Regions from separate parts of the Homo sapiens genome. Here region 2 is linked to region 1. Evidence: chromatin contacts called from ENCODE Hi-C or POLR2A ChIA-PET data. All regions are on one chromosome and are shown on one strand. Each heading gives the region's core, a stretch centred on a gene start or an enhancer-like site at or near the end of the contact. The rest is flanking DNA. Distances are from core to core; before and after follow the strand shown.

What was found. A loop is a pair of places that touch in the nucleus more often than their neighbours do. ChIA-PET counts read pairs that join two places held with the same protein, here RNA polymerase II (POLR2A).
Region 2: a map of endothelial cell of hepatic sinusoid shows a loop between it and region 1 (2.4-fold over the local background). The contact joins two enhancer-like sites. A Hi-C loop is called at or near these places in 1 of 168 maps with a recorded cell type or tissue (endothelial cell of hepatic sinusoid). POLR2A ChIA-PET finds 5 or more read pairs at or near these places in 1 of 52 experiments (endothelial cell of umbilical vein).

Annotation. Positions count from the first base shown.
Region 1 is chr9:121,666,029-121,670,052 of GRCh38, reverse strand. All of the region lies in intron 1 of DAB2IP (DAB2 interacting protein), which reads right to left. Among named protein-coding and RNA genes, the nearest start is that of DAB2IP, 16 kb to the right of the region's middle. Within about 2 kb of position 2,677, at least 4 of the 41 ENCODE cell types and tissues checked have a DNase peak (open chromatin) inside an H3K27ac peak, as active enhancers do.
Region 2 is chr9:121,858,084-121,862,295 of GRCh38, reverse strand. TTLL11 (tubulin tyrosine ligase like 11) reads left to right here. Exons shown (of 9, transcript NM_001139442.2): 8 at 1,853-1,959. Among named protein-coding and RNA genes, the nearest start is that of DAB2IP, 210 kb to the right of the region's middle. Within about 2 kb of position 1,380, at least 7 of the 41 ENCODE cell types and tissues checked have a DNase peak (open chromatin) inside an H3K27ac peak, as active enhancers do.

The sequences.
Region 1 (4,024 bases), core at 1,428-3,927:
AGGGGGAGCACAAGCGACATCTTCGTGGTGATGGAATAGTCCTGGATGCTGATTGCAGTGGTGGTTACTCAAATCTACATACATGATGAAATGGCAGAGAACTATACGCAGGCATGGTACCAATGTACACGAAAGATCTGGAATAAAAGCCCCTGACATCGGGAAGCTGGCTTGGCATTCACGGCTATACCACGTTATTCTCCTTTTAGACATAATCGCAAAAGACACAACCTCAGACAAGGTTACTCTGAGGCCATGATGAAGTGAGACAAAACAAGGTCACTACCTAATTTTTGTTGAAGTAACCCATAAAGACAAGGTCACTGTGCCACCCACAAAATACCAATCATCACCCTCTCTTGGCTGAAAGCAGTGACTGCTGCTACTTTACCAGTCACAGCTTTAGCCCCCAATGCCAGCCTCCTCTCCCTAGAGATAGGACTCAAGCTACACAGTTATAGACTTGCCTCTGCCTTCTGACAGCAGATGCAATTCATCTAGTGTGAATCCCACTCCCTTCGACCTCCCCCAAGTCACCCAACCAAAACCCAAATCCTATACTAGGTTCTTCCTAACACACACTTTCTGAGATGCCCCATGGTGCGTGCTCTCCCTCACTGCAATGAGTAATAAATGCAACTTATTCAACTAGAGGTGTACTCTTGGTGGGTCTTTGGCTAGAGGGCAACTGCAGCTGGAGGATCCGTCCTATAGTTATGTAAGATGCAACCATCAGAGAAAACTGGGTTCTTGGGACTTCTCTGTACTGGTTTTGCAATTGCTTGTCAATCTATAATTATTTCAAAATAAAAAGTAAGGCTGGCTGGGCGCGGTAGCTCACGCCTGTAATCCCAGCACTTTGGGAGGCCAAGGTGGGCGGATTGCTTGAGGCCAGGAGTTCGAGATCAGCCTGGCCAACACTCAGCCTGGCCAGCATGGCAAAACCCTGTCTCTACTAAAAATACAAAAATTAGCTGGGCATGGTGGTGGATGCCTGTAAACCTAGCTACTTGGGAGGCTGACGCACGAGAATTGCTTGAACCTGGGAGGTGGAGGTTGCAGTGAGCCAAGATCCCACCACTGAACTCCAGCCTGGGTGACAAAGCAAGGCTCTGTCTCCAAAAAAAAAAAAAAAAAAAAAAAAAGTAAGGCTTACTATGGACCCTTTAAGCTGAAATACACTTGCTGTCTATGTGATTAATATGATGTTTTACTTTGTTTACATGTGCATGCACTTACATAGAAAAATATCATATTACACAGTAGCCAAAAACTTGTTATCAGACGTTCTCTTTGGAGAAGGGGACGGGCTATGAATGGAAACAGATGACTGTACAATTTCCTGAATGAAAAATAATTAAGACTTCCCAAAACTAATAGTAAAATTAAAATATAAATAGGTGATATGACTCAGCACAAATTGTACTCGATGAATACATCTGAAGAGAAAAGAATAGAAGGAAGAGAAAATACAAAATCAGAAAACAAAACAAAACAAATTAAAATCCACAACAGCCTGGGTGCAGTGGCTCACACCTGTAATCCCAGCACTTTGGGAGGCCGAGGCAGGAAGGCTGCTTGAGGCCAGGAGTTCAAGACCAGCCTGGGTAACACAGCGAGACCACCATCTCTAAGAAAAGTTAAAAATTTAGCCAGGTGTGGTAATGCATGCGTGTCATCCTAGCCACTTGGGAGGCTGAGGCAGGAGAATCACTTGAACCCGGGAGGCAGAGGTTGCAGTGAGTGGAGATCGTGCCACTTGAACCCGGGAGGCAGAGGTTGCAGTGAGTGGAGATCGTGCCACTGCACTACAGCCTAGCGACAAAGCAAGACTCCATCTCAAAAAAAAAAAAAAATCAACAACAGCTCAAATGGTGATATGGTTTGGCTCTGTGTTCCCACTCAAATGTCATCTTGAATTGTACTCCCATAATTCGCACATGTTGTGGGAGGAACCCGGTGGGAGATAATTTAGATCATGGGGGCGGTTTCCCCATAGCGTTCTGGTGGTAGTGAATAAGTCTCATGAGGTCTGATGGGTTTATCAGGGGTTTCTGGTTTTGCATCTCTCTCATTTTCTCTTTCCACCACCATGTAAGAAGTGCCTTTCACCTCCCGCCATGATTCTGAGTCCTCCCCAGCCACATGGAACCGTAAATCCAATTACACCTCTTTTTCTTCCCAGTCTTGGGTATGTCTTTATCAGCAGCGTGAAAACAGACTAATACAAATGGCCAGTTAGAAAAAGTGGATCTGGCTGGGCGTGGTGGCTCACGCCTGTAATCCCAACACTTTGGGAGGCCGAGGTGGGCAGATCACTTGAGGTCAGGAGTTCAAGACCAGCCTGGCCAACATGGCAAAACTCCATCTGTATTAAAAAAAAAAAGATGAAAAATTAGCTGGGTGTGGTGACGCACAACTGTAATCCCAACTACTCAGGAGGCTGAGGCAGGAGAATCATTTGAACCTGGCAGGCAGAGGTTGCAGTGAGCTGAGATCCCGCCACTGCTCTCCAGCCTGGGCAACAAGAGTGAAACTCTGTCTAAAAAAAAGAAAAAGAAAGAAAGAAAAAGTGGATCAGAGAAGTCCAAAGATCAGGAATCAGGAACATACCTGTGGGTGGGGAAACATAGCTCCCACGTGGAAAGTGAACTGGCTAGTGCTCCCCGAGGGAGGGGCCAGGTGAACTGAGCAGGAAGCCAAAGGTAAAAAACACCATGCAGGCCAGGCGTGGTGGCTCACGCCTGTAATTTACCCCAAAGTGCTTTTCCCCAGCACTTTGGGAGGCCAAGGTGGGTGGATCATTTGAGGTCAGGGGTTCGAGACCAGCCTGGCCAACATGGCAAAACCTGGTCTCTACTAAAAAGACAAAAAGTTAGTCAGGCGTGGTGGTGCACACCTGTAATCCCAGCTACTCAGGAGGCTGAGGCAGGAAAATTGCTTGAACCCGGGAGGCAGAGGTTGCAGTGAGCCAAGATGGCACCACTGCACTCCAGCCTGGGTGACAGAGCAAGACTCTGTCTCGAAAACAAACAAAACACACCATGCAACAAGTCATGGAATCTTCAGATTGTTAGAACTTTCCAGACGAAGAGCTGTCCAGCTTATGCCTCTGTGTACGTCTATTTAAGAGTGTTGTGTGTGTGTGTGTGTGTGTGTGTGTGTGTGTGTGTGTGTGTGTGTGTTGGGGCTGGGGATAGGGGATGAAGCCAAATAAAGAGTTTGCTAAAATAATGCATTGATAAATTGGCAGCTCTCCTGGCTCCCACTGCACACTTTTTCTTTTTAATTTTACTTTTAGTTCTGGGATACATGTGCAGAACGTGCAGGTTTGTTACATAGGTATACATGTGACATGGTGGTTTGCTGCACCCATCAACCTGTCGTCTAGGTTTTAAGCCCCACATGCATTAGGTATTTGTCCTCATGCTCTCCCTCCCCTGGCCCCCCAACCCGCCGACAGGCCCCGGCGTGTGATCTTCCCCTCCCTGTGATCTTCCCCTCCCTGTGTCCACATGTTCTCATTGTTCAACTCTCACTTATGATTGAGAACATACCACTGCACACTTTTTCTAGCTCAGCCTTTAGGCACGCCTCTCTGGGACAGGGAGGAGAGGTGTTGCTTGGAGGTTACTAAACCTTACCCACCTGTGCTACGCACAATAATGTTCCCCAAGGAACCATGCGTCCTAATCCCTAGAACCTGTGATATGTCACCTTCTATGGCAAAAGGGACTTTGCAGATGTGATTAATTTAAGGATGTCGAGATGAGGAGATTATCTTGGATTACCTGGGTGGGCCTAAAATAATCACAAGGGTCTTTACAAGAAGGAGATAGGCAGGTCAGAGAAAGCAATGCGATGATGGAAGCAGAGGTGGGAGTGACATGGGGCTATGAGACAAGGAACCAGGCAACTTCCAGAAGCTGGCAAAAGCAAGGAAATGGATTCTTCTCCAGAGCCTCAAGAAGGAATACAGCCCTGCTGACACCTTGATTTTAGCCCAGCGAAAATGATTTCAGAC
Region 2 (4,212 bases), core at 131-2,630, 190 kb before region 1:
CACAGCTAGAAAAGATTCCAGTCAGGATTTAAATCCTAATCTGTCTGATGCCTAAATCATGCTCTTTTTGGCATACCAGACTGCCCTCCCCTCCACATTTCCAGACCAAAAAAAAAAAAAGCTGGGGAGGGGTAGGAGGATTCTAAACACCCCTGCTGTGGCATGGACAGGGAGCACCAATGCTGACATCAGACTGAAAACCTGGTTACTGTGGCCTCCCTGCACCTAAACAAGTGGAGCATCCAAAGCTCAGAGGCCCGTCCCCCACAATCCTCCTGTCAATTCCAGGTGACTCCCCTAAAGTCAGGAACAAGGAACCTCCCCAGCAATTCTGTGTCAGCCCACACAGAGCAGCAAGGACCCAGCCTGTGCTGTTCTGCTTTATAAATCTGGGGCTTAGTGTGGCTGATTCAGGGCTTATGTAGAATCTTCAGGTGACAGATTGAGATGGGTAAAGTACAGAAGCCTTGAGCCCTTGTCCATAGATTTGTCCTCAGGGACTCATCTGGTGAGCATTTCCAGTGGGAAATTGCTTCTGGACAGTAGTGATGGCTTCAGCCTGTACTGTTGACATGCTGTCATCCTTGGGTCATCTGAGCATGACACCGTCAGCTGCCTGGACACTCCAGGAGAGGGCAGTGCCGAGGGCCTAGCTTCCCCTCCTCCTTCTGGAGACTAAGAGATAGGAAGATGAGGACACGTTGCTGGTGGTATTTCTTGACATGTGGAGTTTGTTCTCTTTTAGAGCAAGCAGGGACCCACATTGCTGTGCAAGGTCAGGCTGACACACAATGACTATAATAAAGACCACCTGTTTTATAGATGAGGACACCGAGACTCAGAAAGGTGAAATGTTTTAACCAGGGCCATGCAGCTTCCAAGTGGCAGAGCCAGGCTACAACTCAAGACTTGCTCTCCTGGCCAGGCACAGTGGCTCACGCCTGTAATCCCAGCACTTGGGGAGGCCGAGGCGGGCGGATCACCTGAGATCAGGAGTTCAAGACCAGCCTGGCCAACATGGTGAAACTCCGTCTCTACTAAAAATATAAAAATTAGCTGGGTACCTGTAATCCCAGCTACTCAGGGGACAGACGTAGGGAGAACTGCTTGAACCCAGGAGGCAGAGGTTGCAGTGAGCCGAGATTACAATACTGCACTCCAGCCTGGATGACAGAGCAAGACTCTGTATCCAAAAAAAAAAAAAAAAACACTTGCCTTGCTTTTCTAAAGTTCTTGCTCTTTCCAGCCTGTTAGACCCATAACTAACCAAATGGCTGAACTTACAGGAACCTGAGGATCTAACCTCACTTACATCACTGCCTTCTCTACCATGGCTCCATGCCAGTCACCCTGCGGTAGTTCCAGCTGTGGTAAGGGAGGACATTCCAGACCCAGAACACAATCCAAACAAAAACAATGTCAGTCGGTTCAGGCTGCTAGAACAAAAATGCCACAGCCTCAGTGGCTTAAACAACAAACATTTACTTCTCATGGTTCTGGAGGCTGGGAAGACCAAGATCAAGGTGCTGGTAGATCTGATGTCTGGTGAGGACCCAATTCCTGGTTTGCAGACGGCTGCCTTCTTCTATGTTCACATGGTGGAGAGTAGAGAGGAGGCAGGCTCTCTAGTGTCTCTTCCTAGAAGAGCACTATTCCCATTCCCAAGGGCTCCACCCTCACGACCTAATCACCTGTCAGAGGCCCCACCTCCTAACACCATCACATTGGAGGGATAGGATTTCAACCTATGGATTTGGGGAGGACAAACATTCAGTCCCTAACAGGAGTGGAGGAGAGATAGACAGGACAGGTTTCAGGCTGGCAGTGACATGTCACTTCCCATTGTTGGCAGGAGCTGCAAACTCAGCAGCAGCAGCCTGTCCATGGCTGCCGTGGACATCCTCTACATTGACATCACACGGAGGTGGAACTCCATGACCCTGGACCAGCGGGACTCAGGTATTTGACAAATGCCTCTGCCATGGCCTGTGGGGGTCCTGACAGGCATGGGTGGTATATTTTCTGTTCCTTCTTGTCAAGGGTTCAGATGGGGGAAGAAGATGATGCCATCAGATCTAGACATAATCCCAGGGATTGAGCTGAATTTAAATGCTGGAGCACTGTCTGCTACCGAATTCTCATACCACCGTTAGCATTCCTTGCCTTTGCTTAAGGCTCAGATTCCATCCATACTGGGAACACTCAGTTATTCATTCATTTGTTCACCCCTCACACACATTTCCTGAGCAGATGCTGGGCCCAGCCTTGGGTGGGCTGGAGGGTATAGTGCTTGGTTCTCGTCCTGAAAGAATTCACTGTAGCATTGGGAGGCAGATGAGAAAATGATGCTAGGTAGTAGGATGCCTGGCTCGGAGGGAGAGAAGCTCAGAGAAGCTATCCGGGAACTCAGCGGAGGAGCTCCTCATCCAGGGAGGGCCAAGGAAGACTTCAGGAGAAGGGTGTACGGGATCAGCTGGTGAACAGGGCTGGGACAGACACTCTGGCAGGGCTATTGCCTGGCCGTGGCCTGGACACAGGTGAGGCTGTTGAGCTTAGACCATACCAAGTAGCCCAGATGGGCTGGAGCAAAAAGGGATGTGAGAAGGGGTAGAGATGGGGTTATGGGAGCTGTCAAAGCCTTGAATGCCACACAAGAAAATTTGATCTTGATCCTCTAGGTTCTGTGGTGAAGGGTTCTGTGAGAAGAACCCACCTTTAGGTGGATGAGTTTCCTATCTTTTTTCTCACAGAGGGTGTTTCTCTCTCTCTCTTTTGTTTTTTGTTTGTCTTTGAGACGGAGTCTCACTCTGTTGCCCAGGCTGGAGTGGTTGCAGTGGCACGATCTCAGCTCACTGCAACCTCTGCCTCCCAGGTTCAAGCAGTTATCCTGCCTCAGCCTCCCAAGTATCTGGGATTACAGGTGCAAGCCACCATGCCCGGCTAATTTTGTATTTTTTTTTTTTTTTCAGTAGAGACAGGGTTTCATCATGTTGGCCAGGCTGGTCTTGAACTCCTGAGCTCAAGTGATCCGCCTGTCTTGACTTCCCAAAGTGCTGAGATTACAGGCGTGAGCCACTGCGCCCAGCCCAGAGGGTGTTTTTCTAAAAAAATTATAATAACCATAACTGATATTTGTACAGCTCATCACAAAACTTCAAGGTCCTTTCATGCATATTTCCTCATTAAATGTCCCGGTAAACCAGTGCAGTAGGCATTATGAGTCTCATTTCACAGACGAGTAAACTGCAGCTCAGGTGACACAGATCACACAGGAACTGTGAGCCCGCAGCACCCTGGCACCCACGCCACGCCCTCTTCTGGCTGCCTCCCTCCAAAAGGGACGCACAGAAGGGAGGCACCGGGTCGTGAGGAGTGGGGCAGCTTGCTCCTGTGAGTCTGTGGAGAGGACATGAAGTCAGGTTGGGAGATCCAGATTAGAATTGATTATGCCATTTCCTGCCCATGTCAGCTTGAAAAGTCATTCCACCTCCTTATCTCCAGTTCCTCATCTGTAAAATGGCGCCAACAATCCCTGCTCTCCAGGGTGGCTCTGAGGTCTTTGGAGTCCTCGCTGATGGTGCGAGGCAGTTTATCTTATTAGTGGACACCCCTTGGGGAGAATCCTGGGGGCAGTCTGCCTGGCAGCTGTTGCACCCCTAGCCAATCCTGCCCTACACCCATGTGGGCCAGAAACTTCCCAACTACAGAGATGCAGCCGGTCCTTCCTGCAGGGCACTGGCGCTCAGACATCATTTGCTGTTTGGCTTTGTGTTTAGTAGTGATGCTCCTGGCTGCCAGTTCTTGGCCAATTCTTATATGCCAAGCACTCTGCAGGCACTTTACATGTGCAGCACCGGCTAGAATTCTCCTAGAGGTAGATATGATTATCTCCATTGTGCAGAGGAGGAAACTGAGGCCTAGAGAGGCATGGCTGGTGGATAAGGTTCAAACACCAATCCACCCGAGCCCGTTCCAGGTTGCCTTCTCCTACTCACTGGTCCTAGAGTGAGATGACCACCGAGCTCCCTGCAGCTCCCCTTTCTTTAAGTCAAAAGCAAAACCCAGGAAATAGCAGCAGTCATTGAATCAACAAGATGAGTGCCTCTATCGCATCTCTGCAGTTGGCAGCTCCCTTACAGCCCTCCCTGGCAACCAGGAGAGGCGTGAGATGGAGCGTCTTCAGGAGAAGTAGGCAGATTAATTATCATTTCG